Linked DNA regions of Homo sapiens: region 1 is linked to region 2. Evidence: read pairs that join two places in POLR2A ChIA-PET (ENCODE). Cell type or tissue: GM12878. All regions are shown on one strand. Links, peaks and the distances in the headings refer to the core of each region. The heading gives the core; the rest is flanking DNA.

Region 1 (7,916 bases), core at 1,706-5,705, 240 kb before region 2:
GCCTTTTCTTCAGCTTTGTGCTACTATTCTTGCATAGGTAATCAGTTTAGTGAGGATTTGGTAATGGCTATAAGAAAAAAGTTATTCCCAAGGCTACTCTTTAAGCTTTGTGTTTTTGGATAATTTAATTGGCTTCTTTAAATGACATTGTGGTTAAAGTCAACTTAATTTTATTAGACATATTGTGTTGTACAGAATTTCTCATGTCATGTGGCCAGCTAATGGAATAGTTTATATATGAAGAATTTTAGGCTAGGTTAAACAAGAAATTGGGGTAAAGAAAAATACAATGATTTATGATTTTTATTTAGTCTCATTTTTTTAAAGACCTACTGGTACATTTAAAAAATGAATTAGTGAAAATCCATGTTCTACTTCTTATATTTCCTTTTTATCTTGTTGGCAAATTTGTGACAGTTTATAAGGATAAGGATGATGCAGAATGCCTTCGCAGTGTAGGTGCTGATTCTTTATCAAAGAGGTTTGTTTTTGTTGTCTTGTCATTTTGTAGCAGGAGATCCTTATTAAGGACAAATGGGTAGTGCAAATCACCATCATGACGTCAAATTAGAAGTACACTTGAATAAAAAAGATTCTGTTTTAATAGGAAGGGAGAACTATTAAAATGAAATACACTTTAAAAATTTGGTATATATGGCTGTGTTTCTTGAGGTATCAGTGAATCATTTTAATGCTATATAGTGTCTATATGATTGAATATAGGTATAAAAAGAATGTTGATGAGAATTCTAATTTCATATAGCTAATAGTTCTATACTAGACTTGAGAAGTTAGCATTATTTTAAAACTTGTTTCTGGAAATGACTTTCCAATTTTTATTTTATTTTGAAGCTTATTTTTGTTTCAAGGAAAATATGAGACAACATTAAACATTAGTGACAATTTTTTATTATGTAAATAAAATACTTAAAAGCACCCATTTTTGAAAATATTTAAGAAATTGAATTATATTGCCTGAGTAAAATCTATGCAGTGGATTTAGTTCACATGTTTCATAGGTAAGTAAGTGGATTAGAAGCATTGAATACACACGCTTTCTCAGAACTTGGAAGCTAAGTGGAAGTTACTTTAAAGACTTAGCTTCACTGAATTTGAACATTTTAATTTTCAGGAAATTAAGCTAATTAATGATCCTGATGGAATAGAGCAGTCATACTTTTAAGATGTGGAAATGTCGATGTAATCAAAATGAGAACATATATGGACACTTGACAAATCATATGCTTTATAATATAACAGAATTTCATAGAAAAATGTCTTTAATTTCTCATCAAAATGTATTATGTATTGTACCCTGAAGAAACAGATTCTTATAAGCCCTGCCTTTTTGGTGCCATCTTTGTGACTCAGTTATTTAATAATACAAAATATTCAATAAAAGCCATTGCCTAACTTTATTGTTTAGGCTGTAGTTCTATACTTAGAGGATGAAGTGTAAGGTGCAAACTTTCTGGGAAATAATAGTTGAAGCCAATATCCAACTATGTCTGAATGATTATCAAGAGTTATCTGAGCTCTTTTTATGGGGCTATTAATTTTAATGGAGCTAAATGTTCTTCAATTAGTGATAATAGAAGTGAAAATGTGATTGTAAACAGTGGTTATTGAAAGTTCCATCTCGTATGAACGTTATCTACATGAGAATAAATAACCAAGAGCTTTGTCATTCAGGACTGGCAGAATCATTTGCAGCTTCTAGAGTATTTTAGACAATATTCAGTTGGTTTTATGATCTAAAGAACTGAGTGTGTCTATCTTAGAACCAAGGTGTATTTGTATCACCATTTTATTTGCTCCTTGAAATATCAAATATATCAGTAGACTATAACTTGACTATGCTTACTGTATAAGTCATTACTTAATCTATCAGAAAAATGAACGCTTTAAAAATAGTTTTCAGGCTACTTAATTTCCTACTAAAGTAGGAAACATAGAAAGCACAGTTTAAAAAAAATGAAAAAATAATGTCAGAATTTTTTTTAAGTGTTTAGATTGAGTAATCAGGTAGCTCTGTTCCTCCATTTCATCCCTTCTTTCTGAGCGCATTTCACAGGTCCCTGAATCACCCTTTTATCCACCCGGCTCCCCTTTCCATAATGTAAACTCTAGTTACTGCCATTAACTGCCTTATTAGAAAAAGAACCTGGAACTCCTCTTTTGTCCTAAAGTCCTTTGGAAAATAACATCCAGTTGTTATTTTTCATTTAGATTGTAGTACTCAAATCTTGCTAAACTTAGGAAATTTCCAAGTGTTCACCAATAATCAAAAACTATTTTGTAAAAATGTACTAGACAGTGTCAAGCTTCAGTTTACTATTGCACCTCATACACATGATCTGGAAATTAGAAGTGGTACCAGGTGGCACATTAAATAATTGAAGGGTTATTATTATGTTAAGTAATATAAATATTTGCATTCTTGGTCTTATTACCATTTAGACAATTTCTTTAAAAGAAGGGATCATATTACTCATAATATAAAACTTAAGAATTTCAGGAGTGTTATTTTTGTGGTTCATCTCACTTTAATTTTAAAACAAAATTGTTTTCATCAAAGTGTTCAATATGGGAAAGTTGCTACATGGCATTTCTGTAAAGTTTATGTTTAGAGATAAATTTTATTATTTTAACGATATAAATTATATGCTGATTTCAGAACAAATTTGGGAAAGTAAAAATTTAATTTGTATTATATATTTATCTAAAACAAATACGGTGGCGTTACATCTTTGCTGCCAGAAAACTTAGCATAATTGCCATATTTCAATTTTTGTGCGTTTGGTGAATTACTATTTTAAGGAACAACAAAAAAGCAGAAAAGTTTTCACTTAAATTTTCATAGCGATGTATCAGGGAAATTCCTTTTTTAGAATGGCATACTTTGAAATAATTTATCATATGCATATATATGATCATATCTATGATATACGATAACATTATGTTATAATTATATATTATTAAAGAGAAGGATAAACTTTTAAATACTATTCTCCTGATACCTGTCAGTATTCTGATTATATAGCTTTGGGTAATGATGGGAGTATATCTTGCAGAATCATTTATGTAGAGACTTAAAGTTTACCCAGCTGTTACTGAAATGGGTGAAATTATCTTCCCTTGTGCCAACATCTATACATAACTATTGCTAGTGCATTAATATAAAACTCTTTAAAAGGTAGGAAGTACCAAAATTTATCTTTCTGGTGAAGTGCCATAATATGAGTAACATCTATTTTTATTTTGACATACTATGACATATTTGTGTAAAGTTCTTTATAGAAAATGTTAGTTGATGGAAGTTGAAAATGAACTTTTAAAGAAATGTAGAGAAATGTGGTATGTATTCCTCTTTTAGCCTTACAAGTAACCAAATCTTATGTGTCTTCATTTTGTTTTAGCCATCACTTGAATTAGAGACAATATTTGATGTGGAATTTAAAAATATGTATGTTAATCCAGCCTGTAGTACTTCAGCATTTACTTGGTTGCCAGACAGAGGTATTTCAGAAAAGGTTTAATATGTGTTATTTCAACATAGTACCCTAGAGAAAACGCTATTTTTAAATTTTCAGTGGGTCTGTTATGCTATTCTTTTTTATTTTTAATTTTCCTTTAGACTACTGATAAACTGTCTTATTTTATTTTTATATTTACATCATTTACTTCTGAACATTCCTCTCAATTATACTCATCTTTGAAAATGAGTCACAAAGTTCAAATTTCTTATTACCTGATCTCTACATTCCTAGTGGAAGAAAAGTGACCCATCATTTATTTAAAATTAATAATTTTGTTCATTTAAGAATTGTGTGGCTTGTCCATAGTTACATAATTGGATAGCAGCAATATTTTTTGAAATTTCACTTTTATGCTCATTTTCTTCTGAAGACCCTAAAACATTATCTAGAAATGTGTTATAATAATTATCGGGACTGCTGCTGATTATACAGGGATAAGAGAAGGAATACATTTGCTATTTATTCTATTAATGTAGTGCATTTCTCCCTTAGTTCTATTGATGTGACTCATTCCACATTCCTCAATATCACTGCTGGCTCTGCATTTATTCAAACAGCACTGGGGTTTATCATAATGGTGCCCATCTGATATAATACAACCTTGTATTCTCATCCAGTGAACTTTCAGGCCGTTTGGCGGCAAACTACTCAATGGTGAATCTTTTACCTGGCCTGATGGAAAAGAATTCAGTTATTTTGCCCTAATTTCCTGAAAGAGTTGGCCTATGAGTCATTAAAAATATGCAATTTAACTTCTCTTTCATTGAAAGAACACAAATGGTGAAATAAACATTCACTGAAAAGGAAGTATATTTTTTCCTTTAAAGTTGTGATAATGAATTCATTCCCTTTCCTCCCTTCTACTCTCCATATGTCTTATATTGTTTTCTAAGCAGGGATACACACACACGTATGCATGTATGTATGTATTTATGTACATATGTATGTATAAGCATTGCTCTCCCACTAGCTTCTGCAGCTAGATTTGATGATGTGGGATAGCGTCTGATATTGAAAAAAAAAAAAAAACCCCAGGGTGAAACACCATTTTTGTGCATATTTGCACTGCTCTTTGAATGTTTTGCCCTTTAGTTTTCTCCTTTGAGAGGCAGCCTTTACGTTGACCTTCTCCATGAAGGCTTTTCAGCCCCCTAAGCAAGCCTACGTCATTTATAGTTGGAATTGTGCTTGATATTAGTAAGTGTCATTTTTATATATAATTTATGGTTTTACCTCTTGACATTCTAACTAAATTGAAAGGCTTTTGAGGTTTGAGTGTATACCTTCTGGGGAGTTATTACCTAGTTCGGTGCTCAAATGTAGGAAAATATCTATGTTAATGTGTTGCTGATCATGGTGTGAGATGGCACTTGTACGCCATGGAGAGCTCCTTAGCCATGGAGCTGTGCCATCTCAACATTAGCAATAATCTGCTACTCTTAAGCCAAATTATTTTGCTTTGTTCAATGTTAAAAGTATTTACATTTGTTATTTGAACATTTTGTCCTCTCATCTACTAAATGTACCCTTTTAATTTTTCTCTTTTTGACTGGGAAGGGCTGTGAGACCTCAACTTTTTCATCCATAACTAACTACTCTGCAAAGGCTAGAATTAATGGCTACCAGTTGCCATTTTCTTGAACAGTTTGATTTCTGGTGAAGTCCAGGTAAATTGCGGATGCCTTTGGGAAGCATATGGAGATGCTTCATGATATAGGTGAATCAACATAGAAATATACTACCTTCCCTTGAAAGCCCAGTTCCTTATGTAAATACGAGTAGCTTAAAAAGCCCATGGGTCAACAGATACTTTGATGATGCTTCATCACTAGAAAGGTGTTCTCTCTTACCAGTAACACAAGCTGGAACTCTTGTTTTTCATCCAGGTTTTCTCATTTATGCATAAAATAGAATTTTTTAAAATAGGGAAATATTGTCTGTAAATGACATAGGAGATAGATGCAATTTCTGTCAGGAAAAGCTCAATGTAATCACCATCAGGAAGAAGTTAACATTCTAAGAAATTAAAAGGCAGATTACAAAATGTAAAGATAAATGTAGGTATATATTCTAGCATAACGCAATCCATTTTGCCTTGGGAATTTTGACAAGTCTATTATGTAATGATCTAAATCATTAAAAGTGTGGGGGGAGTAGGGAATGAGTTCCTAGAGGTTAATAATGGGAAAAAATAACATTGAAAGAGTAGGATGACAGTTGAGATAATGTCAAATAGAATGGGAAGATTTTGTTCTAAAAGTAAAAGGTCTTGTCTTTTTTGCTTTTATGTGGACCTAATTCTTCCGTCTTCTTCATTTTCTTCACTTTTAACAATATCAGTAATAGTGCTCTTGGAAACCCAAAATAACACCAGTAACATACACTCTCAGGGAATCAGACTGTGGCTCACAGAGTTCAATTCAACATAATAGACCTTTGTTGATCACTTGCTACCTGTCATTGACCACAGCAGTAACCAAAAGGTCAACTTTCTCACCTTAGGAACTATTTAAAACTAAAATAGTGGAAGAGTCAGAAATAAAAATGTAAATATATGATATAATGCCACGTAGAGATGAGTGCTATGAACAAAATACATCTGGGTAACAAGCCTGCTATTTTGCATAGGGGACAAACAAGGCTTTTCCAAGGGGTTGGCATTTAAGCCAATGGCTGATTAAAGTGATGAAATGACTTTCTGACTATCTGGATGAAGAGAATTAGAGGAAGAGAGAAAAGGAGTACAAAGACTTCAAGGTGGGATGAAGTTTCATCAATTCTATCTAATGTCCCTGTAATAGAAGCAAAGAGAGTAAGGGGCTTAGTAGCAAATGGAATCTGAAAAGTAGTTAGGACTAGACTATGTAGGATATGATAGACCACAATAAAGACTTCTGATTTCATTTAAGATGAAAGGGGGAGCCATTAGAGAGTTGTGAGCATGGTAGGGATAGGATATGATTTCTGTGTTAAAAGGAGCAAATGCTCTAAAACATTTAAAACATTTTTAAATGGTCAAATTAAAATTATTTACCATGAATAAATTTTCATCCTTCATTAGTTTTTTATATTTACCTTAGCTTAAAATTTATATCCAATTATTCAGGAGATTATCTAAAAAATGAGTATTTTCTAATACATAAGTAAATTGTTACTAATAACACAAATAAAACTAGTTCAAATGAAAACTGAATTCCATATTTTAGCTGAAAAGACAAGGCTAGTGCTCAGTGGATATGGAATTATTTGGGAACTGATGCAGATAATTATTTCTTTTGAATATAGATTTGCATACTTAATAGTTGTCAATTGTAATATTAGTGTTCAAGAATATTACACACATTTTGAATTCTAGTTAAAGGATTTTCATTCCTTTTTTGTCACTTTGCAGTAGGTACATATATATCTTTTCCAGGTGTTTTGTTAGTTATATAAGCCTGAAAGACAAAATGGCTTACATACCTTAAAATCTGTGAAGATTGCCATAGGATATGTATTTTTCAACACAAATTAAATTGAGACCATGTTTATAGCAGATGTGTGATGAAAACTTGCAGAAGCAATGCTTTGATAAGAATCACCATGCTGAAGAATAAACTATAACCATGAATGGATAATTGGAAATACATGGGTTTGGAGAAAGAAAAATTGGATTAACAACATAAAAATGCAAAAAAAGGGTATGCTTTCCAGATGAACAAATTGTGAAAATAGTTTTTGAATCTAGAGGAATTCAGTGTGGCCTCTCACTTTAGCATGCTGTTTCCATGAAGACATTTGCCCTCTAGATAACTCTGCATCTTACCCAGTTCTTTCCAGAGGCCTATTTCCTGATAAGGAAGCAAGGATTCATGGGGGCTAACACACACACACATGCACACGCACACACACACACGCGCGCACACTCCAACCATTCGCTGGTTTCCTTTCGTCATGCTGTAGAAATTAAGGCTGTCTAACCCTATACCATCTTAGTGCACTTTGGAAAAATGAAATTCTTCTCCATATTGTTTTAGATAGCACATTCAAACTTATGAAAATATGTCTAGATTGTATCAAATGAGGTGTTTTTGTATTCTTCTTAAATTAGATCAACCTAATAATGCACATTAGAAACAATATTGAATCAGAAAGGAATGTGCCCTACAGGCTATTCCTAATGTTTGATTTTTTGCTTTAGTCTAGAAGTATTAGAGTCATGGAATTTTGACTTGCTAGGCTCGTTAGAAATCATTTTGTAGAAATGTCTCAGTTTATACTTGAAGAAACTAAGTTAGAGTGTAGTCATGAAATTTATATAAAATTATAGGGTCTAGTTAGTGGAAGAATCTAAGCTAGATTTCTGGAAGATCATTTGAAGTCCAGTGTTCTTTACAG
Region 2 (7,916 bases), core at 2,327-6,326:
ATTCATCTTCCCTATACTTGCTCCTGCTTTCCTGCTTCTGCCACTTCCTCTTCTGCTTTTCTCACCTTCACTGTCACCTCACATCAAAGTATTCCTTCATGGCTCAGTGGAAACACATATATTTTGTGAAGCCCTCCCTGATCTCTCCATCTGGAAGGGAATATTCCTGTCTCATGAGTTTTTATTGCTGTATCGGGCAGAAAAACAGAATCCACACCAGTTGTATTACAAGAGATAATTTATATTAGAAATTGTTTAAATACATGTGAAAAGGTTAAAGGGAAAGAGGAGAACCCTAAGGTTATGAAGAAATAGTAGTTGCAAGAAGATATCACCTCTAGGACTGGGAGAACAGAAAGAAAAGATTGGGAGTATTAGAACCTACAATCTCTGAAGAAGGTTCCCGTGGAGCTGAGACCCACACCTTTGGAGGGATATGTTCCCCTGTTAATGCCTCAGGAACTCAGAGACTCCTACAGAGTTGGGACTCACCACCCCAAAAAAGAGGCATCCCAGCTGGCTGGGGCTTGTTTCCACCTCTGGGATTGAGAGAAAAATGAACTATGGAGCTAATAGATGCTGTGAAGGTGACAAGCATGTGGTGATGCCGAGGTGAGGTTGATAGGAGCAGGAAGCCAAACGTTGAAATGGCAGATCCTTTCCCTTTCCTTCAGCCAAGTCCTCTCTTCATGAGATAAAACTAATCAAGAGTCAGAAGAAGAAGAAAGAGAAGGAGAAGGAGAAGGTCTGATAGCACAAAACAAAGTATAGGAGGGTAGATTTGACCCATGAGAGAATATGTAACCAGCACCTTAGCATTTTAATTATACCTCTTCTCAGCACTTTCTTTCTTCTGATGTAGTCTTCTGTATTATATTATCTCCCATCAGTCTCTAAGATCCTTGAAAATAATATCTTGGTAGGATTCATATTTTGATCTTCCAAATTTCAAGTAATACTGTTTAATAAGGGAATATATGAATTCCACCAAATTAAAGACTTTTCCTTTTCAATTACAAGTACTGAATGTTTTATTATAAAATAAGAGCATTAGAAAATTAGTTTTATTCTTTTATTCGGCACTGCAAATAATTTTCCTGGGATTTTATTATGTTTATTACAATACACGTATCCAAACAAATACACGCCAAGAGAGTGTCCTTTTTAAAATGTATCTTTTATTATCTGTCCATATAATTACATGTATCCGTCCATATAATTATACAGATATTGCTTCAATTTCTTGAAAGATTGTTGTTTCTTAGTCCAGTCTTACTTTTTTCTCCCTTTTCCAATAAAAGAAAGTGACAGCAGAATCAGAAAGACACCCTGATGGCTTTCTAAATCCGAATGAACTGAAGAAAGAGGCTTCATAGGCTAGGACATGAAAAATCTGGGGTTCACAATGAAGATCTTTATGTTACTCACATCCAGAAATGACTTACTGGCAAAAGTCTGTGTATTTACTGCCGGACTCTCCAAGTGCTGAAAGTGGATCATATGGGGTTGGATTGGCCAAACTCCGTTAATAAAAATTTCCTGAATTTAATTTGATAGAAAACGGGAAATCTACTGTTGACCCAGGATTGAATATCTACATATATGAAAATACAAATACATAAACTCATGCAGGCTTTTGTATTATACTTCTGAGCTTTTTAATAGAGGGAACATGTTTTAATGCATAGAAATGTTTTACGATGAAATCTTTCTGTAACAATTAATGTGAACAGGCTCTAGAGAAGTGTTGTGTAAAACTACATAAAATGGTGGACATCCTGAAGTTGTTCTGAAAAGAATTCAGCATTAAAATATATTGTCAAAATTTTATTTTCTCCAAAGGAAACTATTTGATCCAGTAAAATAATTTTATGTTCAGCATGTCAAGTTCTACTTTACAAAATAATGGTAAACTAGGAATTGATTATTCATTTTACAAATTATTGACTATGCAATTACTTTTATTAAAGTAACCTCATTGTACATTTAAAAAGCAATTCCATTTACCAAAATTGGATTTGCACACAATTTTATAGTTAGTGATTTTTTTCTGTGAATTTATCTGTGTTGAGGGACAATCATAGTTAAAACTGATGAGAGTCAGACTTTGTTAATGATATAGTCAGTATCATTTTTAGATAAAATGAGTAGTATTTTATTCTTAGTATATTGTTGAGTCAGAATCTTATATTCTATGACTATTTCTGTAACTGTTGTTCACAAAAACTATACATAGCTAAAGTTCAAGTAATAATTAATATCAGTAAACTGTGAGATGTCAAAAAGTGATTAGTATTCGATTGCTACAATAAGGAGTGCAACATAATGGTGAAAAAGTATAGGATTTAGGTTAAAATGCAATCTTTTTCACTTACAAGCCATGTGACCTTAGAGAAATTAATTGATCTGAACCTCTCAGTGTACAAAGTAAGGAAACTAATATCCATCTCTTAAATTTGTTATGCAGATTAAAAATATTAGTAGACCAACTGCTTAGCACATTACTTCAATAAAGGGGAGCTATTTTGAATTTTACCACTACTGCCAAATTTAACCATTTGTTTTCATCTATCTTCATTTTATAGGTATACATGCATAACTTATTAGGTTTTCATTTTAGGAGTGCACTTTGATATAAAACCTCCTAAATTTCATGCCAGTTGTCAATCTCCTACTATTCTCCTTACCTGAAAGCATGATGTGCTTGTCATGTAATACATCGTTTGAATTTTACACTGGCATGTACCAGATGTCTTCTTAGAACACATAAGCATGCATTTTCTTCTCTGCATTCCCTACAGTTACCCTTTCTGGGCCACAGTACTTTCAGATATTTGTTGATAATGTGTTCTTTGCGATCCTCATGGCCCAAGATTATACAGTTATTCATACCTGAAGAAAGAGTTGTTAAATAGGGATCTGTGGCCATATCTCTACACAAAGTGAACATCGGGTCTGGGGAATTAAAAAATGAACAGGAAAGCACACTTGTGGCATTGTACTAGACCCTTTACACATATTATCTTATGATCAGAATGTATTATTATTCTGCTATACATTTTTCTAAGGCAAATCTATTCTATTATTTCCATCCAGAGATGTTTTCCCAGTAAAGGAGATTTGACTGACTATATAGTGTTAAGTCACAATAATTTTTATAATGGAAATCTTTTTAAAAATTTGAGACATTGTGGTAAATATTCACAACTTAAACATAAAGTTACCTAAAAAATGAAGCAAATAGCTTAGGTATGAAACAAAAGATGTTAAATCAACAAGTTCTTGCAATTTCTCCCATGAATTATCTGGAAAATTATGATGATTCTTCATTTGGTAGATTTTTCCTAAAATTATCAGTACACTAAATCATCAGCTAGAATGAGATTCAAGAATAAAGTTAGGTGTACAGTTTATATTCATTTATTTTATAAACACGTTGATATGAAGTTAAAAAGCAATGTTAGAACGAATCTAAATTTCATTATAGCTGCTCTATAGGTGAGAAATGTGGAATATAAGCTAAAGAAATAGCAATTGAAGAACTGAAACAATAGTTTGTTTCAACATGATCACTTTTTGCCATAGGTTTACCAAAATGTCCTCACTTTAATACCCGGAACTTGTGGTTATATTGGATATGTCCTTTACATGACAAAAGGGACTTTGCCGACGTGAAAAAGATTAGGGAGCTTAAATTAGGGATGTTATCATGATTTATACAGGTAGACCCAATATAATCACATGAGCTTTCAAAAGCAGAGACCTTTCTATGAAGAAGAGAGGAAACAGAGAGAAAGTATGTCAGATTTGAAGCATACGGAGGCCTAGACATGTTGTTGCTGGTTTGCAAATGGAGGGGCAATGTGATACAGAATATGGTGGCCTTGGCAGTACGTGGTGGTTCCCGCCTGTAATTTCAGCACTTTGGGGGCCAAGGCAGGAAGATCACTTCGGATCAGGAGTTCGAGATCAGACTAGTCAACGTGGTGAAAACCCTTCTCTACTAACAATACAAAAAACAACAACAAAAACTTAGCCAGGCCTGGTGGTGGATACCTGTAATCATAGCTACTTGGAGGCTGAGGTAGGAGAATCGCTTGAACCCACGAGACTGAGGCTGAGGTTGCAGTGAGCTGAGATCACACCACTGCACTCCAGCCTGGATGACTGAGTGAGACTTTTCTCAAAAAACAAAAACAAAAACAAAACCTGCCTCTAAGTAGCTGAAGAGCAGCTGCCGGTAGCTGACAGCCAGCAAGGAAACAGGGACCTCATCTCTACCACAGTGAACTAAATTCTGCCCACAACCTGTCTGAGCTTGGGAGCAGATTCTTCTCTAGCATCACACCTCATAATTCCACAGAGTCCAGGCTAACACCTTGGTTTCAGCTTTATGAGAACAGGAGCAGAAGAACTATCTGATCCCACCTGTGCTTCTGACCTAGAGAACAGTGAGATAATAAATTGTCTTTTAAGCCACTGACTTTGTGATAATTTGTTATGTCAGCAGTAGAAAACTAATTATATATATTTCCCCAATTCTCTTTCATATGAAAGTGTTATTTCATTAATATAGCCACCATAATTTAATGGATATTTTCCAATAGGCAAAACTTTCAAAACAAAATGAAATCTATTTTTATGTACTTGGGGTTTTTACACTCGAGCCTGATCCATTTGCTTCATATTTATTTAACATAGTTCCTAAAATTCTTACGTGATTGAAGCTAATGTAATATTTATGCAATCAAAGTTAATATTAAGACATATAATGATTTTGTCAGGTAAGCCATGAATATAAATTACAAATTATCCTAATTATTAAATATCATAATATTTGCATGAAGAAAATATTTTTTCAAAAGTAATGATTGCTGTCATTAATTTGGTGAGTATACTTTCACAATGAATATATTAACAATAGTTCTTTATGATAAATAAGTAATACTAGCCATATAACACTGAGATAAAAATATTTACATCATGAAAGGAAAGCACTTGTTTACATGATATTGTCTACCATTTATGTGTAATATTTATGTATAAGTAGCAGTGGATAAGGTATTTAAAGAATATTGTAATTTCAGTAATTCTATTTGTGATAATCTATTTTTATGAAATACTCCTAAATATAAAAAAAGTTACACATAAGAAAAAATAAAAAAAGTTACACGTAAGAATACCTTTTACTTTGATATGTCGATATTCATTGACTTCTGCACAAAGTGAGAGAAAACTATCTCACTGTATCTATATGTATGAGAATAGAAGTCTTCATTTTAAAAATGTTTCCTGAATGGGATAGAGAGATAAAGAGAGTCCTTGACTTTGAGCAGGTTAGAGGAAATACACATGAGAAATGGTGAATAAAAGGAAAAGAAATAGCAATGGAAAGAAATAAAAAGAGTATATGAGCTCAGGGACGCTCCTGAAGAAGAATAGAGAATATATAATAGAGGCAAATGGATACACCTGAGTGAAGAAGTGTGATAGTAAGCAGATTATGAGACATGAGGCAAAAGTTGACAATAAGTTGCTAGTAAATGAAAGAAAAGATGAAATAGAGACAGACAGACGAGAGACACAAAGGTTTGCATGTGTGCATTAGCTAAGGTAATCCTAGCTGTTATTACAAATAATTTCCACATTTTTAATGGATGAACCCATTAGTTTCTTTAGACCTGATGTGTCAAGGTGAGTGGCTTTCTTCCATGTAGTGATTCAAGAACCCAGATCTCATTCATCTTGTGGTTCTACCAAACTCTGCATTGTCTCTAATGAGACAAAAGAGAATGGAGAAAGTATACTCACTTAGTAAGCAATCTGTACATATGCCCTTGGTGGAAAATAGTAACAGGACCAACCCTGGATGCAAGATAGAGTAGGAATTGTTGTCTGTAAAGTACACTTTAGAAAGAGAGTCATTAAAGGACAGTAGTTTTCTGCAGATTAAGCCCTGTTAAAATCATATTGCTGTACATGAAAGCAAAACCTATAGTCTTAGCACCACAGCATAAAAATACTATAAATGTAGTGAGAGGAAAATAAATATATTCTAATTTAAAATAACCTTAAAATGTATAATATTCAGTTTCAAGGAATCATAAAACCTAACAACTTTGTTTTCAGACTGCAATGTAAGATGTCCAATTTTTAAAAAAAAAATTATTTTAGGGTTATATTACAAATGTTTTTATTTTTCAAGTATGCCTCTCATTCCGAAAATGCATCTTTTACCTGTGTCAGATTTATTTTGTGAGCCTAATCAAATTTTATGGGATATTTTATTCTTCCTTGGGCCTTCAAATTTTAATGCATTATTTTTGATTAAATATTCAGTATATTTAAGTCTACATATTAAGTCACATTCAGCAAAGGTGTCGATAAACTTGAATTTTTAAATACAGTCAACTGTCATTTTGAGGTGTTCATTTCTCAGTCTCTAAATTGAGCGTAATAATATATGTCCCCTTACCTCATAGTGCTGTTGTGAGATTCAAATGAAGAAAATATAGGAAAGATATTAGAACATAAAAACTACTTTATAAATGTAACTATTTTTCTCTTTCAATATGTTCCATCTATAATATATATGTGAGTGTGTATATAGTTTGTATACATGCATACACATGTATAAACACACGTATACTTGAAGTGTACTTGTAGTGTTATAGCAAAACACAGAAAAATAATCTATTGGGTAGGTTGGGAGAAAACTCTGTGTTTTTGTACTGGGAGTTGTGACATTTCTGGATCCTGTATCATCAGCTATTCAGTTGCCTGAAGGCAAACTCTGCACCCAGTGATCTCTCAGGTTGCTGTCCAACTCTATTACTCTCTGAACAAATAAAGTCATAATGATATGGAATTGCATTTCACACACATTTGCAACAACTCACCCTTTCTAGTCTCAGCTTCCAATCTGACTTTTTGTGGCTTCAGCTCTGGGCCTCCCTTTATGGTTTTCTCCACCACTCTTCCTAATCACCCTCTCCTGTAACTCCATTTGTCCCTTTTGTCCTCATCCTGTTGGCAGGAAGTGAAATTATTTTCTGCTGCAGTCCTGTATGTTAGCTTTCATTTGAGCCTTTTAGAAAAGGTCTTGTGTAAGCACGATTCAAAAATCAAGGTAATCTACCCAGTTGGACACAAAGTACAGTATTAGAAAACAATGCACAAAGACTGACTTCTCAACCAAGGACTTATGGCGTGACCCTGAGTGAATGATTTAATCTCCTCAGGCTTTTGCTAAGGGAATTACTTTAGTTACTCCTTCCAAGATAGAGATATTTAAAGATCAATGGGATATGTAAAGTGGCCTTTGGAAGAAAGCAGAGGGGTAAACAAGACTTCTCACATCCTCTCTTTTCTTTTACAAATGAGCACTCTCTTGTGCTTTGTTATGATTACCATGTAAGTTGTTCACTTTCAAACACTGTTACAAATCCTCAGAAAAGTAATTGTTCAGCAAAAGTTATAATAACAATCCTGAGAATCATTCCTGATAGCCCAGAAAGTGTAAATAAAAGTCACGAATATTCAGATTCTTTATATTCTAAATCTCCAATTTGATAGAGCTACTTTATGACATTAGACAAATCATATCACTGCCAAGTCCTAGGTTCTATGTTTCTGAAATGTGGTAAATTTAGTGCTGGTTTCATGAATAATAAAGTGAATCTCTGTAAAGTGCTCACTTTATGGAAATACTAAATAATAAAGGGATTCCTTGCATTCTGTCAATTTTCAGTAATGCCTTTGCCTTCGTTACTTAGACATACCTGTCTTTTGATTCCTATTCTCAATTTGTAGTATTTTTTACTAGACTGGGCAATTGAAGCAACCAGAGATAGAAGACACAGAGCCCATGTAGGTGAACGATACAGATGAGGTGGGCAAGTGTTTCCAGTTAATCA

Evidence for each region. ChIA-PET counts read pairs that join two places held together with the same protein. Peaks named below come from ENCODE experiments on the same cell type or tissue, not always from the same donor. Only the 100,000 strongest peaks of a DNase experiment are listed, where the experiment ranks them.
Region 1: POLR2A ChIA-PET joins it to region 2 with 6 read pairs; 1 of 35 experiments calls an interaction of 5 or more read pairs at or near these places.

What each region holds. Positions count from the first base shown.
Region 1 is chr7:120,276,875-120,284,790 of GRCh38, forward strand. All of the region lies in intron 1 of KCND2 (potassium voltage-gated channel subfamily D member 2), which reads left to right. Among named protein-coding and RNA genes, the nearest start is that of KCND2, 7.7 kb to the left of the region's middle. In GM12878, for the core only: no CTCF peak of the experiment used is centred there; no DNase peak of the experiment used is centred there; H3K4me3 peaks cover 671 bases.
Region 2 is chr7:120,515,161-120,523,076 of GRCh38, forward strand. The region is part of intron 1 of KCND2 (potassium voltage-gated channel subfamily D member 2); the gene reads left to right. Among named protein-coding and RNA genes, the nearest start is that of KCND2, 250 kb to the left of the region's middle. RefSeq lists enhancers at 6,481-7,292, 7,293-7,916. In GM12878, for the core only: no CTCF peak of the experiment used is centred there; a DNase peak (open chromatin) is centred at 4,371.